Regions from separate parts of the Homo sapiens genome. Here regions 1 and 3 are each linked to region 2. The links are chromatin loops, found by intact Hi-C in ENCODE. Cell type or tissue: heart right ventricle. All regions are shown on one strand.

Region 1 (8,000 bases), 460 kb before region 2:
CCCAGGACGTGGGCTTCCTATTTCTTAAGAGTCCTCAACTCTAACATGAGCTTAGCAATAGTGTCCACCCCACCGGGGGGGGGGGGGGGTTGTAAGGACTAGGTTAGTTATTATCTGCTTTATAACACAGCTTGGCACACAGTAAACAGGAAGATGTTATTTATTAGCCCTATTTCATCTATTTCTTACAAAATAACAAAAAGTGATCGTTATTAACCTGGCTTAACAGCTGAGGAAATAGGCCTGGAAGAATTAAATCACCTGCCCAAGGTCACATAAGCGGTATTGAAAATAAGCTTTGCATCCCTCATTCTCTCCTACCAGGTGTGTGCTCCTCACAGAAGCTTCAGAGGGGCACTCTGCCCTCTGGTTAGGAAGGCCTTTGTTTTAAAGGGCTCCCCTCATCTCTCAAGGCTAAAGGGCATAACAAGACAAGACATAAGGAAACAAAACAACAACAATGAGGGAGGGAAGTCCTGGGCAACCACGGTAGTGCAGAGGGGGTATGGAGTGGGCAGGGTCACCCCCGGGGGTAGTGCTTGGGCTTCTGGAGTGGGTGGGACAGTAGGAGCAGGGTTTAGCCAGATCACGCTCAAGATCCTGGTGAAGACAGACAGATAGAAGGGAGGGGTGAGGACAGAAGGGAGGCTGCTGAAATGGCAGCGATGAGATCACTGAGGCCTGGCCAGCACAGCCCTTGCTGGAAGAACAGAGGCCACATTCAAACCAGGGCCAGGGGAGAGGGCAGGGGCTGGGGAGCATCAGGCTGGAAGAGGAAGGTTGCCTTAGAAAAACAGGGGTCAGATGGATCCGAAGATGCGGACTGGGTGAAATCAGCAGCTGAGACGCAGCAAGCAGGGCCCTGTGTGCCCAGGATCTGTGTGGAAGGAGGGAAGAAGAGAGATGTTGCCATGGTTCAGGTTGTGAGTGGTCAAATATTAATCCTGGCCAGATATTAAAAGGACAAAGTGCTGAATCAATAATTAATAATTACTGCATAATCAATAATTAATCACAAGGAAGAACACTCAGAGTCAGCAGGCGAACTCTTGCTCATAGCTGGGGTGAGGTGGGGTGGGGAAGAGTTGGTTGGCAAAAAATCAGGACCCCTGGAGGGGCAGGCATGTACCTGCCTGAGCTACCCGAGGCCCAGAAGGCTTGTGGCCTCAGGGAGAGGAGAGCCTCACTGCCAACTGCTGGAGCGAAAATTGCAGTCCAGAGAACTCTGCCTGCCAAAGACAAGACCTCAGTTCTGTATTTATTGAGACTGCTGCATCCATCTTGAGGAAAAGTTATAGTGGAGACCACGAATCTGGGGCTTCAGGAAAGTTCTAGAACGTATGCATCACGCACCCACTCATCTCCTACACTCCTATTTAGCTGACAGGGAATAGCTGCTTAATTGAAGCTCTGCAAAACAATTAGCACGAGCGCCACTCTTAACTTACCGTATTAACAGCTCAATATTTCTATCTCAGTGGGCCATCTAAAAGTCAATACTGGCCAAAACACAAAGTTCACTGTTAAGTATAGTCAGTCTTGGGTGATGCAGGTTGGTCTCAATGCCACACACGTGCACACGTGCGAACATGTCCACACACATGCACACACTTGCACACACATACACGTGTGCTGTGGGGCCACTCTGCCAATTCAATGCCAGGCTTTTAATCCTGCTTTGGAAATAAAAACAGTGGTACAGTTCCTACTCTGAGACTGTTCTCTTCTAGGAAAATAACATGTTTTCATTCCCTCTGGGGAATTTTCATGTGCAGTTATTTCTCTCTATGCATTCCTAACAGCCCCTTGGCTGTGCTCCCCAGGCAAGCAGCCCCCGGGGTCTCCTGTCCTTTTCCTGCTAAGCCTTCTGTCAGTCAACCAGATCATTCCTGGGTCATAGCTCTGCAATTAGGTCAAATGCAAAGTAATTCTGTCATTATTCAAAGTAAATATAAGGTAACAGATGCCAAAATATAAACACAACACATATCCTCAAAATGCTTTTACTCTCCTCTGAGGTGGATTATTTGTACAACTATTTTCTACTTTAATACATTCAATCATGAATATTTTCAACAAAGCCAGGTCAATCTGGTAACTCAATAGGTTATAATCTTCATAAACTGAATCCAACCACTCTATCTGGATGTTTCAAACCTTCATACTTTCCAGAGCCATTACAGCAAAAATAAAACTTTTTAGAAATTTTAAATGCCATACTTTAGAAACAACTGTAAAATGTCCTGTGGGGTTCATTAGCATTTTATCTGTTTAGATAATAAAATCAATTATGGTTCTCTGACTTGTAAGCTTCACTAAATTCTAACGAAGAGCGACAGTTAAATCTTCCAAACAGGGGTTTTAAAGGTTTGATTCAAAAGAAGACAATTTTTCATATTCTACACCATTTTTTTTTTAATTACTACATTAAGATACGACTGAAATCACACTGAGTTCTTACAAGCATCCCTATGGCGTTTATTCTGTCAGCTGGTCTACCTCAGTAAGGACTCTGTGTGCCACCTCTGTGGGTGTGGTCAACTGCAAAATTCTTGTCTGGTCCCATGAATCCAAGTGGATCAATAATCACCCATTTGTGAAAGGCCTTCTGCCACGTAACAGAAGTGGGAGAAACAAGTAAACAAATGCTTCTCGCAGTGAATATTCAGATTGTCTATTTAATGTTAACTTGACGCCAAAATATTTTCCATGGGGCTGCCCCACTGGGAGGAATAGTGAAAGGTGAAGAAAAAAATAATTTTATATATAAAATTTCACTTCAGACGGATTTATAAGAATGTATTTTCTGCACAAATATAGGTCAAACAACATGGCTGTCAATCATGTTATTAATAGTTATTTTCCTTCTTTAAATAACCCAGTCCAAAACTGGGTATTAACTTTGCCCCAAATATTTGAGTAGCTTGTCTGATCTCAAATTCACATCTCATCTAGTTTCACTGTCATTAGCAAACTGAGGCTGGCTTAGTTTTAAAATAGATATAAACTCAGCGAAACACATTTGCATCGGGCTTATAAATCATCACGAGTAAATGTCTTCCATGCAGCAGGCTAGGTGTGCTGACTAGGAAAAGGCAAAGAGGACAGAGAAACTCCGGGGACAGAGGATTTAACTTCTAGCACCATCTCACCACCTTCACCAATACATTTCTTAGTTTACAGCACCATCTAGTGTCTTCTTTACATTGTTTAGGGATTAAAGATGACACTGGATTCACTTTACTAAATGATTTGGCAACATAAGGACATGTTATTTGCACCATGTGTTTAGGACGTGTCCATTACGATCCCTTCTTCACAGACCTACACAAGCTTCCATCAGTGTGCGATGCCTTCAGAGCTTTCTCCACTACCCCCTTCCCCCATTTTCATATGGAAGATATACCCTGTTAAGTCATAAACAGCTGGGGTGGGGGTATATCATTAAGTCAAAGCAGATTCAGTCCCTAAGAAACAGATAAATGGCACTTTACATGAAAAGTCTCTAACACATGTGCAAAAGCCAAAGTCCTTACACATTTCTATCTAGAAAAGAAGTGAAGGTCAGGCTGCAAAAGTGTTTTCCACTAGACCATGTTCACTTGGCAAGCAATTTCTGTTAACTTCTAACCAATTAAAACTTTGTGCAAATATAACTTAACCTTCTACTGAAACAGCTTTCTGAACAACAATTTATCTTCTATTCTCATGTATTCTAGTCACATGCACTTAATTTCCCATATATAGAGTTTGGACATAAGTAAGTAGAATAAGAAAACCAGGTATTATATGGTTAGAGTATTCTTCTCTATCATATTTATGGTATTTAAAGATATTCAGCAAACACAAAAGCAAACCACCTAACCACAACTCCAAATAAAAATACAAATGGAATCAATGCTTTATTTCACGGGTTCCTACACACAGGCAGGATTTGAGGCAGAAAATAAAATCCCTAGAATTAGTCTGTCCAGCAAATGCATATAAATATCCTTGTACCTAGAAAGAGCTACACAGTCATAACTCTTGGCTTTCAGTGTTTATAAGAGAAACTTCCTTCTCCCAACCTTTGTTGAAAATGGCATCCTCTCCTCTCTACCCAGCTCACAAAAGACAAGGGGAACCACCATTTTCAGTCTCTAGTAATTGAGAAAACACATATCAACAAACTGATGAATTTAACAATTTGTAAGAATATACGTTTTTTGGTTTTTCATTATGTACAGACACATCTGCAAAAGAGTCGTGGCCTATGCTAATGGGCAGTGGCAGGGCTCCAATCAGTGCTGGTGCCTATGGAGACTCAGAAGTCTCCACTCCGACTCCCAGGACCCACAGGCCACATGGGCAGAATCGCCATCCAAAGCATATTCAAAGTTTGTGATGACATAAAATGGGACAAAAATAAACATATATCCTGGGCATAACATAGTTAGACAAAGCTAAAATCACAAGGATCCTCTCAGTCTGCTGAGGCTACACTCACTTGTTCCTGATTACTATTTACAGGTGGTTTCTTAATTATTTTTCTTAGAATGTTTTTTTTCTTCTCCTAAGACAAATGCAGGCTAGTGTATCCAGGAAGGCTGCATGCATATTTAATCCTATATCCAATTCCCTGAGGGCAGGGGCATTGTCTTCTGCTACCTTGAAACTCCATCCAGACCCTCCTCCAAGAAGATCCCAATATGACTTACAGATCCAGGGCCCTACTCAACAATTCTACAGATAACACAAAATATGGAGACTACTGATTCTCTGCTTTCATAAAATCTGTCCTCTGCTCTCCTTAAAGCTACATTTAAATATACACATTCTTTCTAAATAAAGCACTACCCCGCCCTTTGAGTGTTTAAGTATCTATGGCTGCTATTTAGATTCAAAGCAACTAAGAAGCGACTGAGAGCCAAATCTCAGTCTACAACCACGAAGATGAGGCACAGAGCAGGCACAGCTCATGAGCTGCCTGGCAGGGTGCAGAAGGCTGGGAGACAAGAAGGGGAGCCCCTCCACGGAGAAGCCTCCGGCTCTACCCCAAAGACTACCATCGGATATGCAGACAGCCCTGAGCTGCATCCCTGGCCCTTTTGGACTTTAGGCAAGCTGCTCCAGTCTTCCGGCCTCCTCTTAGTCCCAACTCGAGGGGCGATGGTGTTTATGGCTCCCAGGATGCCGCCCGACCTTAAGGCTCTCCAGACCCTTTCTTCTTTGTTTCCTTGAAAATGTGACTGTTAACAGTGGATAGAGAAAAACCTGTATTTTACAAATGAGCTGCTAAAATCATATCTCCCTTGTGGAAGGAGAGAGGATTCTTACAACGCAACAACCAGGAAATGATTCTGTTGCCAGAATAATCTGGTTTATGAGCCTCTTTCCTCTGTGTGCACACGGAGCCTGCCATGAAGCACTGAAAAGACTGCCTGGGCATCTGAGTGTATTTGAGTTTATGGGGCTCCTTCAAAATGCAAAAGTAAACATTTGACATGCTTTCTTCAAGTTTCCATTTGCATTTTTCACGTTTCACGGGGGCTGCACCCTTGCCTTCCATGTGAGGTGTAACTTCCCCTTTTAAGTCATTTTGCCCTAGCCTTCCTGCTTCTGCGCCTGGTAGGAGTTTAATTTCACCAGCCAGGGCTGCCAACCTAATAGAATTTCTGACTCTGGGTGTGTCAGTGCTGAGCAGAGGAGTCTCTGAGCCCCGGGTTGATGAATCCTGAGTGTGTCAGGTGATCCTTAGAAGAAACAGAGCAGGAGATGGTAGGGGGCTTTGCTTTCCTTGGCTGGAGGCAGCCCTGCTACCCACTCAACCCAATGTTTCTGTTGCCCCCCAGCACTGGCCACCTTGGGAACCAAGATATTGGGAAGGGACCTGAAGGGCATAAGGGAATCCAGAGACTCTTGAGAAGGGATCGTAGCTCACCTCAGAACGCCTGGAGCAGTTGGCTAAACACAGCAATTTTAGGAGCCCCTGACCCCTTTGTCCAGAGTGTGGTGAGTCACTCCAGTGAGGAAGAGAGTTTGGCAGGTGGCAGCCTGCCTTGGCATCTGTTTGGGTAGATTGCTAGGCTCTGCTCATTTTGGCCTACACCTCTGCTGACGTTTTCCCCAGGCTCTGGGATTTAGGTGGGAAAAGTCATTAACGTGCCCTCAGGCAGGGTCAGAGCCATGATATCTGCTATTTGGTGTTTTTGGGTAAGTGTGTGAAAAGGATTGGTAACCGTATTTGAAAATCAATGATCATGTCGGCTCAACATCACCCGAACAAAGGGATGACCCTCATTTTTGCTTTTTATCTTTCAGGCCTTTAGTATTTCCAGTTAAGTATTTGACAAGTTAAAAACCAATATATATACTACTTTGTTTCTGTACTTTTTGGCTTGTCACTTTATAGCAGTGGTTTGAAAAGTTTTAAATCAGAAATGAGTATTTACACTTTGGAAAATATATTTGAATCAGAGAGGAAAGGTGGCCTAAGGAATGAGATTTCATGACAGAAAATGGTTTTTATTAATTAGTAACTGTCAGCATATATTTTCTGGTCCAATTCAAAGGGGAGGGAAACATAAATCTGTTAAATCTCAACGCTCACACTGAAATGTTGCAATGGGGAAATTTGGGCTTATTCATATTCAATAATTAAATATCTTCAAAGCTTAGAAGAAATACAAATTTGTTTTTCTTTCTTTGTTCTATTTTTAAAAAGTAAAAGCAGGTATATACCCCCCAAAATTGAAAGTAGGGACTTCAACAGATAATCGTACACCCTTGTTCACAACAGCACTATTCACAACCCAAAGGCGGAAACAGCACAAGTGCCCCTCAACAGATGAACAGATGAAGAAAATGTGGCACATATACACACAATGGAATATTATTCAGCCACAAAAAAGGAAGGTGCCTCTGAAACGCACTAGAACTCAGAAGAACCTTGAGGACATAATAAGCCAGTCACAAAAGGATAAACACTATCTGATTCTGCTCATGGGGTCCCTGGAGTAGTCAAATTCCTAGAGATAGTGGAATGGTGGTGGCCAGGGGCTAGGGAAGGAAATGGGGTGTTATTTATTTGATGGGTACAGAGTTTCATTTTTGCCAGATGAATAGAGTTCTATGGATGGATGGTGGTGAAGGTTGTGCAACCATGTGAACGTTCTTAATGCCATTGAAATGTGCATTTAAAAATGGTAAGGATGGGCTGGGAGCAGTGGCTCACGCCTGTAATCCCAGCACTTTGGGAGGCCGTGGCGGGTGGATCACCTGAGGTCAGGAGTTCGAGACCAGCCTGATCAACATGGCGAAACCCTGTCTCTATTAAAAATACAAAAATTAGCCAGGTGTGGTGGTGTGCACCTGTAATCCCAGCTATTCAAGAGCCTGAGGCAGGAGAATCGCTTGAACCCGGGAGGTGGACATTGCAGTGAGCTGAGATCATGCCACTGCATTCCAGCCTGGGTGACAGAGCGAGACTCCATCTCAAAAAAAATAAATAAAAAACAAAAAATAAAAAATAATGGTAAGGGTGGTAAATTGTGTTAGGTATATTTTACCACAATTAAAAATAATAATTAAAAAACAAACGCAGTTTTTAAATTGAATTGTTCCCAGGTTACCCTCCAGGTGATGCCAAGCAGATTGGCTTGTTAAAGGACCAGGACAAGGCTAGTCATTTCCTAAGTTACACTAAACATAGATTCCTCTTCCTAGAAAAATAAGAATTTTCAGTATAAATGTGTATGCTTCCCCACCAATCCTGCAGAACATGGCAGGTGGGATTTTAAAAAACTGTTTATCTTTAATGACACATGCAAAGTGCCGCCGCCAGTGGAGGCTCATTAAATTAAACTTATAAAAATGTAGAAAGTCTATCTCCTTTTACACACAGCTGGGCCAACAGCCCCTCACCCATTTCCCCAGGACAACTGGTAGCAAAGGCTAAAGTCTAGGACAAACTTCAGAATCAAATGCAGATAGCCTGGCGGCCAGACAACTGCAACTCAATC
Region 2 (8,000 bases):
CTTACATCCACCTCCATGGCAACAGGGAGGACTCAGGGAGATGCAACTCAAGATTTATTTAACCCTGCAGGATCTAGAAGACTAAATGAAGCACAGGAAGCAAACCAGAGAAGGGATTTTGCTATTCACAGTTCTGGAGCTGGAAAGGTGTTTTGCTGGATGGCTGGTTTGTACAAACACCCCCAGATCCAGGGGGAATGCAAACCCCATCTTTCCTCATCAGTAGTCACTTAGCATATGGCCAGAGCATGGACACTGGGACCTTCCACACTGTTCTGTTTCCTCATCCATAACGTCTGCTGACAGTGACTGCACATGCACACACTCACGCACATGTGCACACACTCACAAACGTGCACTCACACATGTGAACACACATTTTGGAGGATGCTTAAAGCTGTGGTAGTCAAAGAACTACACACCTGTACCCATGCCACCTGCTATCTCTAAAGCACACATGCCCCATCTGACGTCCCAGAAACACGATGTCCATGGCAGTGCATTCCACAACCACATATCTAATTGCTTGTCTTCATTCCACCCTGTCTAGACATGGAACTCCCAGTTCCTCTTGTCCTCGGTCCTCACCACAACTATGCCTGCCTGACTGATCAATCAATACTGCTGTGAATCCACCTCTGTCCTGTAAGTGCCCTGAGCACTTAAGGAAGGTCTGTGCAGAATACTCCCTTAAAAGAACTTTACAGCCCCCTTCCATTTCATATTGATTTCAGGTTTTAATTCATAATTTTTTTTGCTGTCATAAGCATCCTGGACATTTTGCATTATCTATTTTTTAAGGTAAGGAATGGGAATAGACCCCATAAAGTAGGTACATCCCCATCTTTAAAATGGGGAAAAATCCATTTCCTTCAAAGTTGTTACAAGCATTAAATGAAGTAATTTAGATAAAGCACATTAGAAGTGTCTAATATATGTGGTTTCCTTCTTCTCTGATACCTATTTTGGGTGGCCATGACCTCATGAGGGCCACACTGAGATGACCTTGAATGGCAGAAAGTCAGAAGGCGGAAGTGCACCCCATCCCAGTCCTCCTAGAAGTTCTGATATTGATTATCTTCAGACAATGGGCTCCTCATGAGGCCTTCATCTGTGACTCTGGAACTTAACTGAATTTCAATAGAACAGATGATTTTTCTCCCCTAATTTGCTCTACACAATTAACAAATATCTCTTCCCACCTCCCACAATGCTCCCAAGGAGGTCGATTGCAGGGTCCAGTGGTCCTGAGCCACCAGACCCTCTTCTCAGTTCTGCTACTCAACAGTGTTTCTCAACCTTCAACCCATGGGAAGCCAAAAACTTTATGTTGTCCAGCGAATACTTGTGCTTCATTTCTATCTTCTTTCCCTACTTTTGGAATTTGTGCGCAGAATTTAGAAAGCAATCCACAGAATAATGTGGGAGGAAAACATTGTGAAGTATTGAGTCCTTTAAAGTCCTGACTCATATCAATACGAAGTCAAAGGGAAAACCAAGAGCTTAATGCATGCAGTCTGGAGTCAAAACAGCTTGGCCCCCCCTATTATCCCAGTTTCCTTGGTTGTCTCCTGCTACAAAGTGGCAAAGTTCATGAGGGACAGGCCACTGCTTGCCTGCAAGAGAGGTTTGATTTCCTGTCCAAGCTTGTCAATATATACATGTTTTTAATATCAAGTTCTTTTTTTGTAGGGAAGTGAGTCATAGCTCTCACCAAAGGTTGGCACCAAAATCCACAGATGTTGGCAGTCATGATCTTATCAAATTTTCTCAGGAGTTGCAAGTGCAACCAGATAAATCATTAAGAAAAAGCAATGAATAACAGAAAAGAAAACTAAGCAAACAGAACCTTCTATCTCAGGCTTCATGGGACTTAGGTTGGTGGGATTTAAACTTCCTCCAGGCCAGCTGCTGTCATTCAATGGATAGTCGAATTCAATGGCGCCCACCAAAGACAATGCAAAACTCTCTGTGTCCATGTCACCACACCACTGATAGCCAATTAACTCCTTACATTCAGTGTAAAACATCAGTGATTTGACTCTCATACGCGCATCTGGGGAGAGAAGACAGGAAGAAGAGGAAGCTAACCGTTTCCAGATCTGAGTGCCAGCTCAAAATAAAACCAGTATCATCTGCCACAAGTGCTTTTGACATGGGTCCTAATTTTAAATTTACACACACACAAACATTTATGTATGCATGGGTGTGTGTGTGCGTATATATATATGTACATATTTGATTGCTTCTGTTTAAAATGTACTCATCTCAGCAAAGCTTATTTTCCTTTTATTTGACTTTCATTGTGACGACAAAACACTACTCCACTGACAGGGACAAGGAGCTATGCAGATCTAGCACCAGGCAGCAGGGGCACGGCCCTGACAGCACAAGTGCCCCATAGAACCTGATAGGGCACTGAGAGTGCAGGGTGTTCCTGGAATACTTTCAGGGCTCACAGGTACCGCAGAGAACACGTTGTCTCCCTCGCTCATTGACTTATAATTGATCAGAGATCAGTACCAGACAAGAAGCTGAGCATGTTCAACGTAAACATCCCTATTTCGAGTCAGCACAGACTGCCATGGTCCATTTCCCTTTGCCAAAATTCTTGAAGATATCCTCACAGAGCTGCCTCACGAGCACACCCATCACACAGCCTAAGATGGATCAATCTGTTCATACAACAAAAAGGGGCTTGGTGTACTTCAACCCCTTACTGTACTGCACAATACACTTCCAGGGACAAACAGGAGATGCTGTACCTGAAATCTTTCTGTTTAAATCGATTTAAAAAAAAAAAAAGAGAAATGGTCATTTTGTTTCCATTTCTCAAAGGTGTCCATCCTACAAATACAATTATACCTTGACTCATTTAATCAAGTCTACTAAAAGCCTGAGTAGATCTTTTGACATGGCTATTGAGGAATTCAGATGTTGATTTCTGTTTCAAGGTTAAGGGATATGTTTTGGTTACAATAAGTATACTCTGAGCTGGCAATCAACAATCCTCTCAGCAGAGGCTCTTCTAAATGGGATCAGATCCTCTTAGAAGGACATGATGTTTGCTGTTTTGATGGTGAGAAAAACTGAGGCCCAGACAGAGCTACTCAAGATGGCTCTGTGCCCTAGTGATATAATAAATTAGAAAAACTGAGGCCCAGACAGAGCTACTCAGGATGGCTCAGCTCCCTAGTGATAGAATAAACTAGAAAGATGAAACTAGAAATATGTTCCTGTTGCTGCCTGCAGCCTCCTCTCCTTAGACGATGCTGCCCCCTTTTGAAAGGCTTTACAACTTTTTTTTTTTTTTTTAAGGCTTTGTTAAAGAATCGAGTGGGAGGGAAGATTCCAGAACCTGTTATCCACACTGGCTTTTCTTCAGATACAGGTGTTGACAGGACTCAAGGCAGAACAATGTGACATAAACCAGATGAGGCGAACGGGCACTCCCTGGGGTCTGTTGGGCAGAGCAGCTCAGGTCTGTCAAAGCTCCTGGTGAGGTGAGAATGGGGAGAATGCTGCTTCTCATCTGTGGTGGCTGGCACAGTCTTGGGTAAGGGCAAGGCCAACTTTCCTTCCCAAGAGGGTGTTCTCTGTCTTTGTCTTTGCATTTCCTTATCCTCAGGGCACAGCCTTCCTGACAGACACTCCTTAAGCTGAATCCCTGAGCCAAATCCTGAGCTGTCTTCTGGCATCCTGGAAATCCTGCACTGATTCCGAGGAAGCGGCAAAGAAAGAACCATGAAGCATGCCAGCTTCATGTGAACTGATCACCATGAATGGGCAGGACAATGGAACTTAGGAATCTCATTTCTAGAGGGTGAGGCGAGTAGGAAATGATCGCTCTTTTTTGGCCAAGTACCCCATGGAATGCCTGGGGGATGGCATTTTAAGTATTTAGAAGAAGAAAAGTGGCAGAAGCTATTTGGTCTGGATGCATACTTCAGCCAACAAAATACCGTGTCACACAAGCTCTCTGATGGTTTCTCGCCTGGCAAGACATTTTCTTAAAATGAGCAAACAAAGAGTATCCAACTGGTATTTGATTTTTTTTTTTTTTTTTTTTTTTTGAGACAGAATCTGTCACCCAGGCCGGAGTGCAATGGTGTGGTCTGGGCTCACTGCAACCTCTGCCTCCCTGGTTCAAGGGATTCTCCTGCCTCAGCCTCCTGAGTAACTGGGATTACAGGAGCGTGCCACCACGCCCGGCTAATTTTTGTATTTTTACTAGAGACAGGGTTTTGCCATCTTGGAAAGGCTGGTCTCGAACTGCTGAACTCAAGTGATCCACCCGCCTTGGCCTCCCAAAGTGCTGGGATTGCAGGCATGAGCTACAGCGCCCGAGCTGGTATTTTATTTTCCCTTAACATAACTGGAAGACATGATTGAAGGTGAGCTATCAGACAGTATTTCAGTCTTATGAAGCAGGACCATCTGCCAGGCATTTGAATGTTTAGAATGCTTAACAATGACAATTTCAGAAAGGCAGAAGTTTCTGAAAAGCTTGTAAATTAAAAGGAAATGAGCCCCGGGGTGCTTCAAAGATGGATGACATGCGATGTGTGTCCTCAGGCAGGCAGGATCCTGTGACAGTGGCCACAGCAGACCGCAGAAGCTCATTTCCAGCCAAGCCAGGGGGAGGGAGAGATGCAGTGCATGGTGCAAACTTCATCAGGGCAGGTGGAGGAGGAAAAGTAAGAGGAAGGGCATCAAAGGGGAAGGATAAGGCAAGAGAATGTTATGAAAAGTTAAGTCATAATGTGCAGCATAGTGACTGACCAGAATTAAAAAGCAAGGAGTGGGGGCTTGGCAGCAGCAGAGAAGAGCATCAGGGAAAGGATGTTCACAGGGCATGCCTCAATCTGCATGCGTGTGTGTGTGTCTGTGTGACTGCTTGCGGTCAGATGCGAGATTTCAGCTGAGGCAAACTCAATTAGATACAGTTTCAGGGAAAAATGAGGTTCCAACTTATAAAAATAATACAATCCTAATGAAAAAGGGAAGGTTTTTCCCTCTCAAATGCACATGTAAAATTTGCCATAATTTATGTGGTGACACATTTTGAATAACTGACTTATAAGTTCAGTTTTCTATACTTCATCAAGAGTGATACTTTATGTGTAGCCCTCCTCCAGATAAATGGATTTCTCCAAACGAAACCAAGTATTTCGTGTTAAGTGGGCATTCTGTTAATGAGCATTTTAATAATACCATGGACTAGATCAGGAAAGGAATGAGAAACTCGGCTGTAGATGTGCATGGGGCAGGTCTGGGTGCCGACTGAAAGGGCACCACTACAGGACACAGAAACAAAACAAAAAAGGGAACAATTCCTGTGCAATAAATATGATTGTTTCTAAAACGTGTACCAAATCAGGAAGGCTTCCCTGTAACTCCAGGTAACTGAGTCATGAGTGGAGGAAAAAAGCTGATCAGATTTCTTCCTTGGCAAAACTTCTTTTCAAGAAAAGTAGGATTTATTTTTTAAGAAGCAGGAAAAGTAGCTGTGTGGTTCAAGAGCCTCTCTTCTGGGGGAGCAGACTAATTCTCTGATGCACTGTTTATAATGTTGCCCTCTCTAATCTTCTAAGGGACTTACCATTCATCACTACCTATATGTAGCATGCTATAGAAGAGGGTTAAGAGGGTGGCCACATAATTTATTATCCAAAATAGAACTATTTTTCAAGTGATCTAAAGTAAGCCTAATGGGAAAGAATGCAGTGACATCAGCATTGCTGGGACTGTCCCAGGCTAGCAGAAGTGTGGTCTCTCCACCTGGGCGGCATGTGAGCTGACACCTGCCAGGTGCAAAGAGAACAACTAAGCCGGTTAGGGAGGAAATCTAAACTCCAGGCTCAGAAAATGGTGATAGATTCGTGTGCAGACATGTATTTTACATATATGAACCCACTTGACCCTCATACCAGCTCTATAGGAAGGTAATTACATGGTCCTCATTTCACAGCTAAGGAAACTCAGGTACAGCGAGTTACTGGTTGCCCAAGGTCACACACTAGGAAGTGGTGGAGCCAGACAGGCTGGCTCTGGGGCAGAGGTTCGAAAACTCAGCTGCACGGAACTCCCTGGAGCTTTAATGATGCACACACCCAGGCTGCACACCAATCCAAGCATATCCGAAACCCCGGAGCCAGATCAAGCATTGGCTGTTTTCCTTTTTTAAATTATGATAACAAAATGTGTGTAATAACATAAAATTAACCGTGTTAGCCATTTTAAAGCATACAATCCGTGGTGTTAAGTACATTGACACTATCATCCAGACATCACCACTATCTAGTTTCAGAATGTTTTCATCATCCCAAAAGGAGACCTTGTACCCATTAAGCAGACACTCCCCAATCCCCTTTCCCCACCCCAGTCCTGGACAAACCCCAGTTTGCTTTTAGACTCTATGGATTTACCTGTTCCATATGTTTCATATAAATGAAATCAAACAATATATGATCTTTGTGTTTGGCTTTCACTTAGCATAATGTTTTGAAGGTTTGCTCACATTGCAGCATGCATCAGTATTTCATTCCTTGTTAAGGCCGAATGTTTGATGTATATACCACATTCTTATCCACTCATCTGTTCATGGGCATTAGAATTGTTTCTACTTTTTGGCTACTGTGAACAGAGCTGCTACAAGCATTTGTGTACTATTCACTTGTTTTTAATTCTTTTTTTCTAGACAGAGTCTTGCTCTTGTCGCCCAGGCTGGAGTGCAGTGGTGCGATCTCAGCTTACTGAAACCTCTGCCTCCCAGGTTCAAGCGATTCTCCTGCCTCAGCCTCCTGAGTAGCTGGGATTATAGGTGCCCACCATCACGCCCAACTAATTTTTTGTATTTTCAGTAGAGACAGGGTTTCACCATGTTGGCCAGGCTGGTCTTGAACTCTTGACCTCAAGTGATCAGCCCGCCTCAGCCTCCCAAAGTGCTGGGATCATAGGTGTGAGCCACCATGCCCGGCCTGTTTTTAATTCTTTTGGGTATATTCCTAGGAGAATTGTGGCTCATATGTTATTCCTTTTCTTTTTTTTTTCTTTTTTTTCCGAGATGGAGTGTCACTCCTGTCGCCCAGGCTGGAGTGCAGTGGCACGAACTCAGTTCACTGCAACCTCTACCTCCCGGGTTCAAGCTTCTCCTGCCTCCGCTTCCTGAGTAGCTGGGATTACAGGTACCCGCCACCATGCCCAGCTAATTTTTGTGCTTTTAGTAGAGATGGGGTTTCGCCATGTTGGCTAGGCTGGTGTCAAACTCCTGACCTCAGGTGATCTGCCCACCTCGGCCTCCCAAAGTGCTGGGATAACAGGAGTGAGCCGCCACACCTGGCCTGTTATTCCTCTGTTTAACTTACTGAGGAACAGCCAAAGTGCTTTCCACAGTGGCTGTACCATTTTACATTCTCACCAGCAATGAACAAGGGTTCCAGTTTATCCACGTCCTGGCCAACATTTGTTTTCCTTTTGTTTGAACAGCCGTCTTTCGTGTGTGTGAAGCGGTGTCTCACTATGGTTTTGAACTGCACTTCCCCCACTACTAATGAGGTGGAGGCATCTTTCCGTTTGTTTACTCCCACTAGGCATCTGTGTTTGGGAATCAAGAGTGGGCCCCACCGCTCTCACCTTTGCTCCTGACCATCACAGCACACTGCCCAGGCTGGAGGTGGCTCATTTTTATTCTCTCTTAAGGAACAGTGCCTTAGAGCATCAGCCATCAATATTTTTACTGGCCCCAAGCCCCATGATTTCATATGCATGGGTTTCACATGCAAGGTGCCAGCCTCTGAGCAGCATCTGTGCAAGAGCTGCAACTCCATCCTTCTGTCTTCTTCAAAAAGTGTATCAGAGAGGGAATAATCATGTTTTCCAGGTGAAACTGAATGGCTTTTGTCTGTTTAAGTAAATCACTCACAAATTTGGGTACTCTATTATTAATTAACAAATAATTAATCAGCCCCTCCTTGGGGCTCCCTTGCCACCTCCTTTTA
Region 3 (8,000 bases), 70 kb before region 2:
TAGGATTTGTTATTAAAACCTATATTTTGCTAACTTTCCCATTCGATGTACAGTACTGTCATAAAGTAATATATATAGTTGTGTGCATGTCTTATGTACATATACACATATACATACACATACGCAGATTAAAAATGATGACTAAGGGATGCAAGGAAACTTGAGGGTGATGGATGTTTATTACTCGATGGTGAGTGATGGTTTCATGGTGTATACAAGAGTCGAAACTGATTATATTATATACTTTCTTTGTACATATGCAGTTTTTTGTGTGTCAATTACACTCCTATAAAGCTGTGAAATATAAAAAATAGCATAAAACCCAGAAATCCCCATCAATGTTCTTCCTACACTTCACTTTGCAATATTAAATGGAGACTTGTAGTTTTCCTACTAGAAGCTAAACGTCTCAATTTATAACCATTTACTATTATTTTATATTTATTGAACTTAAGTAACTCACTCTTCACATCTAAGGTTTCTGCTATGGAGCCTGAAGACTCCAAATGTAGGCCACTTGTGCAGTGAGTGACAGTTCCAGCTCATCAAAACGTTGCCCTCGGCCTGATCGCACCCAATCCTCACTAATATGACAATGACAATGTAAAGGGGCAGAATGGAGCCAGCAGACATGAAAGGTAATTTGCCTTCTGGGGCATTCCCTGCACAGCTCTGCCAATACACCACTGTGGGTGCAGATTCGGGGTTTGCCCATATGAGAGACCAGGTAGGAGAGAGAAATGATTGAGAGAGAAGGGCCAAGCGAAGGGCGCAGGGATGAGGCAGAAACAGGCCAGAGATACAAATATGCTTACTTCCACCACCAACTACACTTCTCTTGTTGGAACAGCAACTCTGTAAGTTTGTGCTGCATCTGCCTCTCTGGTCCTCTCAGGCTCCTGACTATAGGACATAATCACTTTCCCTTTAAATTTCTTTTTGGAAAAACATGAGCCTGAAAATACTGGATTCTTAGCCTGGGTGTTAGCTGTGGGATTGGTGGGCTCCGCAGTGCATGGCAAGTGCCGGCCTGTGCTCAGGGAGCACCTGCTGCCAAGCTATGCTCAAGGCTTACTTGAAGGATGTGAGCCCTTTGGGAAGGCTCTTTACACATTCCAGGAAGAACCAGAATTTCAAGCCAAATCTGACTTTTAATATTGGCAACTTTACCTGGCAGAGAGGATGTGTGTGTGGGCTAGACATGGCAATCTGCCATCCATTTCCATCCTGTGGTTGATGATTTGTGTGATTCAGGATGTCTTTATATTCCTCCCTACCACTTCTTATTCACACAAAACATACAAGGAAAGGATGCATCCACTCTTTAAATCTTGTCCCTTATGGGCCAAAGAAGAAAGTATGATAGATACTGACTATTCCATTTGCGTTTGGGTTTTATGTTTTGGTTATTTTTTCTCCTCACTTCCTGCCCTGAAGCCCTGTAGCAGATTTATCAACCAGGAAACAGTGTGTCCAGTCTAAATAATCTCAATAGATCTAATCTCTTTTGGGGGGGTTTCTTTTTCCCTTTACTGAAAAATATACTCAGAGCCTTATTTTATGCAGCTTCGTTCACGTAATAAAAGTTTGTTATTTTCTTAATAAGAAGGAAAAAGAAGGGTTATAACATAAAGCCTTTAAGGGTAAAATCAACACAGAAGTAACAGTAAATTTAAATCACAAAACTTCCAGCAAAGGGAGTTATTCGGCAAAAGGGTTACCAATTATGCGTTGCTATTGGTGACAAATAAAGCAAAGAAACCAAAAATATACAGATAACTCCTGAGCCTCATTTTATTTAATACTTGAACCTCTGTCTTCACTGAAGTGTTTGAAGTTTGCTTGTTGTCATTTTACCATGGTGACTAATAAGGTGCAAAAGCTATTTTGGGTTTTTCTCCTGCTCCACATTCCTTGGGTATGAAGGATGAAACAGTTAAAACACACACACACACACACACACACACACACACAAAATTCCGAGAAGCCAGAGGAAGCAAGTGCTCTGTATGTGGATTAATTTCTGGGTCTGGATAATCTGTAATTGGTTATGATGACTCAAGACATCTTGAATACTTGTTTGAAAGGCCCTCACTTTCTCTTGTAATTTTTGGAAGATGCACTCTTATCCCTATGGTAGAAAAGTTTGTTTTGTTATGGGAAATGTTAGTCTGCACGTGGAAACGTTTTGAATTACATTACATGAGCTATGGAAGTTGTGAACAAACTGTATCATTTTATGGATCCAAATTAGCATGAAAACTGTGAAAATTAACAGTTGATAAGCATCACAAACACAGATGCGATGTGTGACTGATTATAATGGGTGCTAAAATAAAATGTCAGTGAGTAAACAGTAACGACTTTTCCAAATTGTTTCATCTACAGAACTAGGAGTATTTATTTACAAGTAAGTGATTTTAGAATCATATGAAAAGGTCAACAGTACTGGTAAAGTGAGATGGCAAACATTATCATATAAACTAGCTTGCATTTTATAAATCACAGCATGCTCAATTGTCCACTGGCAACATGGTCTCCAGGGTGAAACTAAGAATTTAAGCCAACTATAGTTGAAAAATAATGCATAGTTTTTCTTTTACCTTAGCATTTGCTACAGAATTGGTATTCCCAAGGGATTCTTCATGCTCTCAACTTGCCTGCACGTCTCTAGTTAGAAAACGTGAGCTACCATCTTTTGTGGATAGGGTGTATGACATGATGGAAAAAAGAAACAGACATGGCTTATAAGGAGGAGAAATGACCTGTAACAAGGGATGGGTTCTAAGCTGAGTCAGAAATGAGAAACTTTCTGAAATGCAAGTGCTTTGGGAAAAAATGTTTCACCTAATTAATTTATCTGATTCTTAGAAGGCTCTAATGTCAGCACAGTGCCAAGTCACATGTAAATCTACAAAACTTGTTCATCAAATGGCCCTTCATTCTATCCAACATCTATCAGGCCATCTCTCATGGAGATCACTAGAGTATTGTCAAAGATCGACCACTCATGTCTTTGGCTAACTTTATGATCAAGTAAATTGGGGGTGCCATGTTCAAATTATATTCACCCCCTGTAAGCTGACTTAGCCCTATTGCATTTGTTTTCCCCCACCACATACCTCTGTCCTCTATTTTTAATTGAGTTTGATATACTTATTGCATCATATTTGCTGCCTCTCGAACCAATAATTCTATGAGCAGTATCACTTTCCCCTGTTCCAAGGATTTGCCTAGAGATTTTGTGTGCCCATCTTTCTTCAGCATAATAGCTACTTCTTACACAAATGCTTATTGCTGTAATTATATACAATCTTCTACAATCTTTAAGTCTGGGCCATAAATCCTAATGCTTTCCCCAACATTCAGGTAAACATTACCTTTTCTTGTTTAGACTTTCCCCATTTAATGATTTGAGGTCAAATGACTGCTACTTATCAGACAAAAGTCCTTTATTTCAAAAAAAAAAAAGGCCCTTTCTAACTTGTTCTATGTTTCATTGTGAGTAATTTCTGTAACTTTCTGTTTTTTTCACCAATACATAGCACTAAATTGGTTATATATAGCTTTGGCTTATATTTGTTTATTATTAATACCAATGTAAGTTGTGATAATTCCTTCATTAGTCATAGCTAACATTTTCATTGTGATCAGCCAGGCAACAATCCTACATGTCAGGAATACTTACTGATTCTTTTTTTTTTTTTCCATTTTGAGCAATAACATTTAAAAACATCTTTTAGAGAGAAACATGACAAGCTTCTCCAGTTCAAATGCATCTGCATAATAAAAGTTAATCAAAGCAAGCAAGAACTAGTTGTCTTTTTATCTAAACCTTGAATTTTAACATATGACTATTTTTACCTACTCTGCCTGTCTTGGGACAATGCAGTTGAGGTGACTAGCTCTTCGTAACTGGGTGAGGTTGTGTGACTGCAGAGGGATCTCACACTCAAAGAGGAGCCAGCAGCACCTCTGCACAGACATGGTGGTCACAACCTCTGGCATCTTTATCACATGTACAACCCTTGTGACTAGTACTTATCAAATGGAACCATCTTTACTTCTTTTCATGTGCCTGGGGAGCCACAGGTAGTAAAATCCAAGGCCAGAGGTCACGTGCTTGTTATTCACTCTTATAGCCCACAAAACTGGTGTAATACCTAGCATCAAGTAAGTACTATGTCACTGTTTAGTGAATAAATGGGTGAAGAAATGAATAGAATAATGAAGAGAACAGAATAATGAAGAGAATCATAATATAGAATAATGAATAGAACACCCTTCTTCTCCCACTTCTTTCTTTTTAGTGAACTATGTAAAATGGCAAAGTACACAGTAACAGGAAAACCTCAAAAACACAAAGACATTGGGTCCTATGTATCATTGAATGGATAGTATATATAAGTTGTGAGTTCCTAGTAACTACATTTATAGTTCATGTTTTTAGGCACTTAGTTTTACCAGGTAGACAGAAAGTTTCAGTTCTATCCAAATTGACTATACTGGTCAATTTATGGATACAATCTAGTTTTAAGAAAAATTGGCAATAAATTCTGGAACTGAATATCCAATAAGAAAAACATGAATTAATAATGAATTAAAATAAAGCAGAGTTCTTCACAGGAACATTTCCAAGTATCAGTGAATTTCAGACAGGTGAATATTATCAACCTAAAATTTGCATATAATTTACCTCCTTCAAAAAAATATAAACCTCAATCAAACAAATCTCTGTTATTAATGCATTTATATGTAAACCCCAAAGGAAGTAAATTCTGGGTATACAATGAGCCCTTTTATCCTGAAAGGAGGAAGAACAACAGGAAAATCAGAGCCAGGGCAGAAGAGACACTGGGAAAGGTCCGAGGTCAGGAAGAGGCCCGTCCATCAGAAGCGCTTGGCCTGAGTAGGGAATGACGCACAGCAATAAACTGCGGGGGGAAAATAAATGGCAAAATGTGAACGCACACTTGCGGTGAAATAAATATCTGCCATTATCATTCATTTTCCAGCCCCTGGAGATTTAACACTGCATAGCAAGCGTTCTATCAGCCAAAGCATATTGTTATTGTTTTCTTCCTTTCCATTTAGTCTTTTTGTATGCCAGCTGTGGAAAGGGCCTATTGATCCAACAGATATGATTCTGCCTCCTGTAAGAACCATATCATAAGCATCACTTCCCTCATGGTTGGTCTTTCAGGTTGCCACATAAAATTATTTGGATTTGGTATGAAACCTAAGGTCCTTACAAGCCGAGACACGAAGCAGCTGGTAGGCAAGTCATTTATTTCTTACCTCTTGAAAAACAGTCTAAGTTACTTGTAGAACTCCAGAGGAAAACAGACCATATGGCTTTGTGATGCCCTCAATTTCAGTGTATCCCATCTTGATAATGGTGACACTGGGCAGGCCCCACATATAAACTTAGAGAATACTGGTTGATTTACTGAGTTGGAGATGGATATCAACTCCAAGTACCTGTGGAGCAAACTCCTCTTGAGTGCTGCTGTTTTCTCTAGTGGGAGACTGACCTGTGGTGCAAAGGGCTATTACATGAGAGTAGCTTTAAATCTCTGAAGGCCTTGGGGGAAAGGGATTAAAATAAAGAAGGGCCATGCCTGAGTGCACATCAGCACCCAAAACCTCCTGAGACAAACAGTTTAGAAGACTATTGTCATAAGAGAATGCCTGATTCATAATCTCTATTTACTTCTTAACTAGTAAAACAAGGTAATGATTTTTTTTTTTTTTTTTTTTTTTGAGACAGAGTCTCGCTCTGTTGCCAGGCTAGAGTGCTGTGGCGCGATCTCGGCTCACTGCAACCTCCAACTCCCTGATTCAAGGGATTCTCCTGCCTTTGCCTCCAGAGTAGCTGGGATTATAGGCATGCACCGCCATGCCTGGCTAATTTTTGTATTTTTAGTAGAGATGGGGTTTCACTATATTGGCCAGGATGGTCTCGATCTCCTGACCTCGTGATCCACCCGCCTCAGCCTCCCAAAGTGCTGGGATTACAGGCGTGAAGGTAATGATATTTAATAACAACTTCAAACCATTGTTGAAAAATCAAGATGTTTATGCCTTATTTCTGGGAAGGACTCAAATTTATATAAACCCAAAGAGAAGTTCTTCAACATGGTTTTTATACGTAACCTGAGTACATGCTACTAGTTAAAGCTCAAGGAAACAAAATACAGTTGTGATTATTTGCATCAGCTTAGGGCTTGAGCACTCATGAAAATCAAAGAAATCTGTTCTCAGGTTTCTTAACTAAATAATATTACTTCTTTTCACCATTTCTATTCATATTTGTTACTACTTTGCAGTGGTATTTTGGTAAATGGTTAGTAACCAGCTCTTTGGAGGAAAAAGGTATAAATAGTTATAATCAGTTTTACTTATATAAAGGATAAGTAGCACAAAATTTATAAGTAATAATAAAATGCATAATACTATTTTTTGTAAATTCTGTATTACCAGTTGATTCTCATAGAATGCTTTCATTAATTTTTCCCAGATTCTTTAACCTGTAGCCAGTCAATTATTACCGTTAACAAAGAAGTATAACTTCAACATGATGGCATCAGACAGTAAGATGAGAATAAAACCAGAAAGATATATGTTGGAATTTTACTCATTTGTCAATCCCATGAATGACTTGGCTGAATTGATCATGGTTTTTGGAAAATGGATGTACAACTCAATTTTTTCTGCTATTCACAATGTATTGGCTACAGATATGACATACTTTTCTATTTAATCTGTATTATTACATTTCCCAATCACTGTCTTATATCTAGACAATTAACAAGACCAATCAATATCTGATTTGTAACATTTGCTAATTCCTATGCTATAAATAGTTTCTTGATGGTTGATTTCCTGCTATTGACATCAGTCACTGAATGCGGTGCTGTGAAGAGATGTGTAGTAGCACACTATGATATATTTTTACTATTCTAAAGCATTAAATCCTACAGATCCGATACATGTAAACAACCTCAAGAACACTGAAATAGTAATGAAATGTACTAAAATAATTAGGAAGTGATGAGTTTTTAGTATTTGTTACCTCTGTTTTTAATATTATTTATTTAATTGTATGTCTATATAATTTACTTTTTAATAGTGGATCTGTTCAGCCATTGGTTTGCAAAATTCCTGAAATTTTAACGATCTGCTTTTATGAGCTGGCAAAGTGCTGTTCTGTTCCACTGAGTTGTCACTAAGTTCTTTAATTCTCTCAAGTTAGGGACATTGTACCTTGTAAATAAAAGACTAAGAAGTAATTAGCAAAAAGAAATAGGCTCATAAGGTTTTTTTGAAAAGCTATATATAGATCTATTTTGATTCTCACTACTTCACTTCTAAGCTACATCCAATCTTCAGTCTATGTTGGGTTGACTTAATGGTTTTCAAGGTACAATAGTAACAGGTTAAAAGTTCAGTTCCGTTTTTTTCTAATGTACTTTTGAGTAGGGACAGATTCTGCTCCCACAGTTGACGATTTCCTTCCATTTTATGAAAAGGCCCATTTGCTCACGACCCACTTCCTGTTTTCCTGGATGCCATGCCTGCCCCGTGGCAGCAGGAACAGCTGTGTGGCTGGCTCTCCTGCCAGGGAAGGAAAGTGGCAAATAAACACCAGCCAAGGGCAAGAATGCTTCCCAGGGCTTGCTCTGAGCTCCACACCTGTAGTGTTTCATGGGTGTTTCCCACAACAAACAGGACTCACAGAACTGTGTTTGTGTCACAAGCTTTAGAACTAACTGCTTCGTTTTGAAATAGGAAAAGTACTTAGTTTGGGCTCAAATTTGAGAATAAGGCATTAGGGGACTCTAATGAGGACTGGTCCCAACCTAAGGGCCATCAGCCAAATTCCCGTCCTACCTTCTCCAGTTCCACGCCCTCTGCTCAAGCAGCACATGGCTGTTCACCGAGCCAGCAGCCCTTAGTGAGCATCTGGTCCCCAAGTGTAGAGATAGGATTGTAGCCAC

Evidence for each region. Peaks named below come from ENCODE experiments on the same cell type or tissue, not always from the same donor. Only the 100,000 strongest peaks of a DNase experiment are listed, where the experiment ranks them.
Region 1: a loop joins it to region 2, with 4 times the contacts of the local background. A loop is called at or near these places in 40 of 110 quality-filtered maps.
Region 3: a loop joins it to region 2, with 3.0 times the contacts of the local background. A loop is called at or near these places in 29 of 110 quality-filtered maps.

Annotation. Positions count from the first base shown.
Region 1 is chr7:50,676,262-50,684,261 of GRCh38, forward strand. All of the region lies in intron 5 of GRB10 (growth factor receptor bound protein 10), which reads right to left. Among named protein-coding and RNA genes, the nearest start is that of GRB10, 100 kb to the right of the region's middle. In heart right ventricle, CTCF peaks have their summits at 1,160 and 3,188 (motif pointing left); no DNase peak of the experiment used is centred here; H3K27ac peaks cover 2,384 bases.
Region 2 is chr7:51,138,335-51,146,334 of GRCh38, forward strand. All of the region lies in intron 5 of COBL (cordon-bleu WH2 repeat protein), which reads right to left. Among named protein-coding and RNA genes, the nearest start is that of COBL, 170 kb to the right of the region's middle. In heart right ventricle, CTCF peaks have their summits at 3,275 and 3,477; no DNase peak of the experiment used is centred here; H3K27ac peaks cover 3,736 bases.
Region 3 is chr7:51,068,452-51,076,451 of GRCh38, forward strand. All of the region lies in intron 7 of COBL (cordon-bleu WH2 repeat protein), which reads right to left. Among named protein-coding and RNA genes, the nearest start is that of COBL, 240 kb to the right of the region's middle. In heart right ventricle, no CTCF peak of the experiment used is centred here; no DNase peak of the experiment used is centred here; H3K27ac peaks cover 2,255 bases.